Linked DNA regions of Homo sapiens: region 1 is linked to region 2. Evidence: read pairs that join two places in POLR2A ChIA-PET (ENCODE). Cell type or tissue: B cell. All regions are shown on one strand. Each heading gives the region's core, and the rest is flanking DNA. Links, peaks and the distances in the headings are about the cores only.

The links. ChIA-PET counts read pairs that join two places held together with the same protein. Peaks named below come from ENCODE experiments on the same cell type or tissue, not always from the same donor. Only the 100,000 strongest peaks of a DNase experiment are listed, where the experiment ranks them.
Region 1: POLR2A ChIA-PET joins it to region 2 with 8 read pairs; 3 of 35 experiments call an interaction of 5 or more read pairs at or near these places.

The regions. Positions count from the first base shown.
Region 1 is chr19:45,135,806-45,138,710 of GRCh38, reverse strand. It overlaps PPP1R37 (protein phosphatase 1 regulatory subunit 37), which reads right to left. Exons shown (of 13, transcript NM_019121.2): 2 at 100-197. Among named protein-coding and RNA genes, the nearest start is that of NKPD1, 24 kb to the left of the region's middle. RefSeq lists enhancers at 251-823, 1,002-1,101, 2,708-2,905 and a silencer at 2,373-2,573. In B cell, for the core only: no CTCF peak of the experiment used is centred there; a DNase peak (open chromatin) is centred at 1,300; H3K4me3 peaks cover 590 bases; H3K27ac peaks cover 1,230 bases.
Region 2 is chr19:44,995,459-44,998,363 of GRCh38, reverse strand. No RefSeq gene overlaps it. Among named protein-coding and RNA genes, the nearest start is that of RELB, 4.6 kb to the left of the region's middle. In B cell, for the core only: no CTCF peak of the experiment used is centred there; no DNase peak of the experiment used is centred there.

The sequences.
Region 1 (2,905 bases), core at 161-2,660, 140 kb before region 2:
GGGGCTGGGGAGTGGGAGGCCCTCTCCTGCTGGGCTGGTTCCACCCTAGGGCCCCCCTTGACACCCACACCGGACGCACCCACCCTGTCCCGCCCATACCTGCAGCTGCCTGAGGAGCTTGGGGATCTGCCTGCAGTTCAGCTTCTGGCAGGCCTGCTTGTAGGCGCCGATGACCTCGTCCACGGTCACATTCTGGGCTGCAGGCACAGGGGACCCAGGCCTGTGACTGTCCACACCCCGAGTCCTTCATGGGGCTCCACCCACTCCCGCCCTAAGGCCTCTGCCCATACTGCCCTCTTCAGCCCTCCCCCAACAACAGGCTGCCTGAGCTCTGTCCTCCCTTTCAGGCCCCCCGCTGGCCACTGCCCGAGGTAAAGTGCCCTTGGGCACCCCCACCCCAAGTCACCACTGCCCTCCACGCCTCACCTCCGCTCCAAGCACCTTCACACAAATACACAATGAACAGCACACAATCTTTCTACACATCAGCCACCTCCCCTACTAGCCCGGGAGCCCAGGAGGACAGGACTGGGGCTGTCTTGGTCACCACCATGTCTCCAACACTGTCTCGGTGTTTTGTTTGTTTTTGAGACAGGGTCTCACTCTGTTGCTCAGGCTGAAGTAAAGTGGTGAGAACATGGCTCACTGCAGCCTTGACCTCCCAGGCTCAAGCATCCTCCCGAGCAGCAGAGACCAAACGCTTGCACTGTCACGCCCAGATCATTTTTATTTCTGGTGGAGATGGGGTGTCACTATGTTGCCCAGGCTGGTCTCGAACTCCTGGGCTTCAGCAATCCTTCTGCCTCAGCCTCCCAAAGTGCTGGGATTACAGGTATGAGCCACTGTACTTGGTCCTTGGTTTGTTTTTTTTTTTTTTGTATTTTTGTATTTTTGGGTGAAAGAATGAATCCTCACTTCAACCCTATGAGGAAACCAAGCTCAGAGAAACAACCTTGCCCAAGATCACACACCTGGTATATATGCGAGCCGGGCTTTGAACTCAGCTCTCAACTACAATGCCACGTGCCTCTCAGGATCCCCACTCCCAAAACACTCTCAACAGCTAAACATCGCCGTACGCTATTCAGGGCCCGGCCCCTTGACGCAGGACACAGAAGCAGTTGGAAGAGACAGGCCTGGTCCCGGGTGTTCCCAGGCTAACAGGCAGTGGCTCCCAGCATGAATGAAGGGACGTAGCCCAAACCCAACAGCTGCAGCCCCGGTCCCTGGAGGGCCACAGCCGCCACCATGCGGAAGGGAGGGCTGGGCTTTCTATCTACACAGATTTGCCTTTTCTGGACATTTCATTAAAATGGAATTGAAACTGTGTGGCCTTCTGCGGTTGGCTTCTCTTACTGAGCATAATGAGCGTGAGTTTCAGTCCCTTTATACTGCTGAAGAGTAATTATAGGATGTGCTGCGTTGTGTTTGCCCATTCACCAGCTGACAGGAATTTGTACTGTTTCCAGTTTTTGGCTATTAGAGCTTGGATTTTACCTCAGGGTGACCAGCGGAGCAGGAAGGAAAGGCTAGGAGCAGAAGAGGGAGAGGTCAGGACTGGCCGTTAGAAAGATCTTCGGGCCAGCAGATATTGGGCATGGAGATGCCACAATGGGCAGGGAAGGGGGCCAGGAAGAGGGCTTGCTGGCAGCTTCTTGGGGGGGGGGCCCCTCGCCCTGCTGCCAATCCGCTGCTGCTGGACGCAGTGGGAGTCCCTGAGAGAGCTCCCAGTCCAGTAATATCTCCGTGTGGACTCCTCCTCCTGCCACCCTGCTAGGCCAGGGGCTCTGGACCCCTGGTCTCATCAAGCACTGCCCCATTTTCTAGGGGAAGAAGCTGAGGTCTGGGTAAAGTATGGTGTCTCCCTGGGACCAGGTGGCTGGTCCAGAGCAGAGTCTAACATCAGACCCTGGGACTCCGCTCTGGCCACTGTGCTGGGTGGCGGTGGGTTGCTGAACTGCGGTGCTGGAGGAAAGAAGCCGACAGAGGCCAGCCGCCAGCCTCCCCAGAGGTCAGGCCTGGTCCCTGCCTGAGCACTTCCTCCTCCTTGGGGGTGGAGGCCTGGGAGGAGCTGCAGGGGATCAGCTGATGGCAGGTGCCCCTCTTGCAGACAGAAAGGGAGCTGTCTGACAAAGGCCCATGTGCTTGGTGACCCTGGAGCTCTAGTGGGGACCGGAGCTTGCCCTGCCTGGGAAGGCAGCCCCCAGGACTGCAGCAGCTACCCCAAGCCATGGACAAGCCCATGCATGCCCTGGTCTTAACCATTTGACCCCCAAAGGGCCCACGAACTTGAGGGGAGACACTTATCTCTTTATTTTCATGAATGGAACTGAAATTTAGCATTTCCTTCTTATTAACAGAGGCCAAAAGAGAGAGAGAAAAGAAACAGTGTTTAGCAGACCTTGAGACTGACATGAAAAGAAACGACAGATATTTTCCCATTGCATCAAGTTACTGCAGATTCTGAATGCCCATCACTACTCTGAGACTGAAGGCCTTATTACAGCTGCTGCTACATCCTATCGCTTCACATGTCAATTCAGTGAGGAAGAGCATTTAGCTAATGATATTCCAACTGGCATCCTTTGCAATCCTATTTAATGTTTCGCCTTAAAAATCATCATTCCAGGCCAGGCATGGTGGCTCATGCCTGTAATCCCAGCACTTTGGAAGGCTGAGGTGGACGGATCACTTGAGGTCAGGATTTCAAGACCAGCCGGGGCAACACGGCGAAACTCAGCCTCTACTAAAAATACAAAAATTAGCTGGGTGTGGTGGCACGCTCCTGTAGTCTCAGTTACTCGGGAGGCTGAGGCAGGAGAATCACTTGAACCTGGGAGGCAGAGGTTACAGTGAGCCAAAATCGCGCCATTGCACTCCAGCCTGGGTGACAAGAGCCAAACTC
Region 2 (2,905 bases), core at 203-2,702:
TAACGAGAAGGAGTTCGGAAGATAGTTTGGGTTAGGAAGATCAGGGTCTGAGAGGTGCCATTTGAACAGGGAGTCAAAGGAGGTGAGGGATTCATGTGGATATCTGGGGGAGAGTGTTCAAAGCACAGGGGCTAGCACGTGCAAAGGCCCTGTGGTAGGAACATGCATGGCATGCTTAAGGAATAGCAAGAAGGCTGGTGCAGAGTGACTGACAGGAAAGGGGTAGAGATGAGGGCAGAGTGATGGACCAGTAAGGTGACGAGGACACTGAATAATATTAAATGTAATGGATGAAGCCAACCACATGCAGCACTTACACTAGTGCTTGGCTTATGATAAGGATGACAAATAGCAGCTCCAATTGTTATAGGACCAGAAGCTCTCCTGATTCCTCTCTGCCTCTTGCCAATGCCAGGCCTCAAAAATGTTTGTTGAGGCTGGGTGCAGTGGCTCATGCCTGTAATCCCAGCACTTTGGGAGGCCAAGGCAGGCGGATCACCTGAGGTCAGGAGTTCAAGACCAGCCTGGCCAACGTGGTGAAACCCCGTCTCTACTAAAAATACAAAACTAACTGGGTGTGGTGGCATGTGCCTGTAGTCCCAGCTACTAGGGAGGCTGAGGCAGGACGATCACTTGAACCCAGGAAGTGGAGGCTGCAGTGAGCTGAGATCACGCCACTGCACTCCAGCCTAGGTGACAGAGTGAGACTGTCTCAAAAAAAAAAAAAAAAAAAAAAAGTTTGCTGAATGACTAAAAGGACATGTCAGGGCCAGGCACGGTGGCTCATGCCTGTAATCCCAACACTTTGGGAGGCTGAGGCAGGCAGATCACCTGAGGTCAGGAGTTCAAGACCAGCCTGGCCAACATGGTGAAACCCCATGTCTACTAAAAATACAAAAATTAGCTGGTGTGGTGGCGGGCACCTATAATCCCAGCTATTCAGGAGGCTGAGGCAGGAGAATCACTTGAACCCAGGAGGCGGAGGTTGCAGTGAAGTGAGATCGTGCCACTGCACTCACTCCAGCCTGGGTGACAGTGACTCCATCTCAAAAAGAACACAAATAAATAAAAAGGGGCCAGGCACAGTGGCTCACGTCTGTAATCCCAGCACTTTGTGAGGCTGAGGCGGGTGGATCATGAGGTCAGGAGTTTGAGACCAGCCTGATCAACATGGTAAAATACCATCTCTACTAAAAATACAAAAATTAGCTGGACGTGGTGGCGCACTCCTGTAATCCCAGCTATTCAGGAGGCTGAGGTAGAAGAATTGCTTGAACCTGGGAGGCAGAGCTTACAGTGAGCCGAGATCGCGCCACTGCACTCCAGCCTGGGCGACAGAGCAAGACTTTGTCTCAATAAATAAATAAATAAATAAATAAAGGATAGCCAGGCGCCGTGGCTCATGCCTGTAATCTCAGCACTGTGGGAGGCCGAGGCAGGCAGATCACTTGAGGTCAGGAGTTCGAGACCAGCCTGACCAATATGGTGAAATGTGAAACTCTGTCTCTACTAAAAATACAAAAGTTAGCTGGGCTTGGTAGCAGGTGCCTGTAGTCCCAGCTACTCAGGAGGCTGAGACAGGAGAATTGCTTGAACTCGACAGGCGAAGGCTGCAGTGAGCCGAGATCGTGCCACTGCACTCCAGCCTGAGCAACAGAGCGAGACTCCATCTCAAAAAAAAAAAAAAAAGTAAATAAATAAAAATAAAAATTAAAAAGGACATGTCAGATATCCTCAGTGCTCAGGATTTCTGCTGGGCTGTGAGCCCCATGACGGCAGGTCTGGGTCTGTCTTGGTCCTGGCTGTATACACAAAACACCCCAGCACACGGCACTACCCAGGGGCAGGGTTCAGCTGTTACATTTGTTGACTGCTTGTCACAGTCTCCAGTGTCTGAATATGAGCCCCACCGAGGTCCACACTTCTGGATGTGTTCATGTGTCTGGGAAAGTGAATGTTGGGGTTGTTCAACATGCACTCATTAAATATTCCTGGCGTGGCTTCTCTGTGTTTGGCCCTATGCTGGGGACACAGCAGTGATCAAGACAGGTCTGGCTATGTCCTCACGGGGCTCCATCCAGTGGAAGAGACCAACCTGTCCCCAGTGATGACTCACAGTGGGCAGGGCTGCCATGAGAGACCCCAGAGAACTTGGCAGTCAGGGAGGGCTTCCTACAGGAGTGAGCATTGGAGCCACAGCTTGGAGGACACATGGGTAAGATAAAGAAGGGATAAGCCAGCTGTGATGGCTCAGGCCTGTAATCCCAGCACTTTGGGAGGCCCAGCTGGGAGGACTGCTTGAGGCCAGGAGTTTGAAACCAGCTTTGGCAACATCGAGAGACCCCAACTCTACAAAAAATTTAAAAATTACGCAGGCGGCCAGGTGCTGTGGCTCACACTTGTAATCCCAGCACTTTGGGAGGCCGAGGCAGGTGGATCACAATGTCAGGAGTTCGAGACCAGACTGGCCAAGATGGTGAAACCCTGTCTCTACTAAAAATACAAACATTAGCCGGGTGTGATGGTGGGTGCCTGTAATCCCAGCTACTCAGGAGGCTGAGGCAGAAGAATCGCTTGAACCCGGGAGGTGGAGGTTGCAGTGAGCCAAGATCGTGCCACTGCACTCCAGCCTGGGCAACAAGAGTGAGACTCCATCTCAAAAAATAATAATAATAAATAAAAATACTAAATAAATAAATAAATAATTACGCAGGCGTAGTGGCACTTGCCTGTGGTCCTAGGTAGTTGGGAGGCTGAGGCAGGAGGATCGCTTGAGCCAGCAGGTCAAGGCTGCAGGGCTGTGATTGTGCCACTGCACTCCAGCCTGGGGGACAACGCAAGACTCTCTCAAAGAAAAAAAGAAGTGGACAGGGGTTGTGTGCCTGGGGGCAGGATCCAGGTAGGG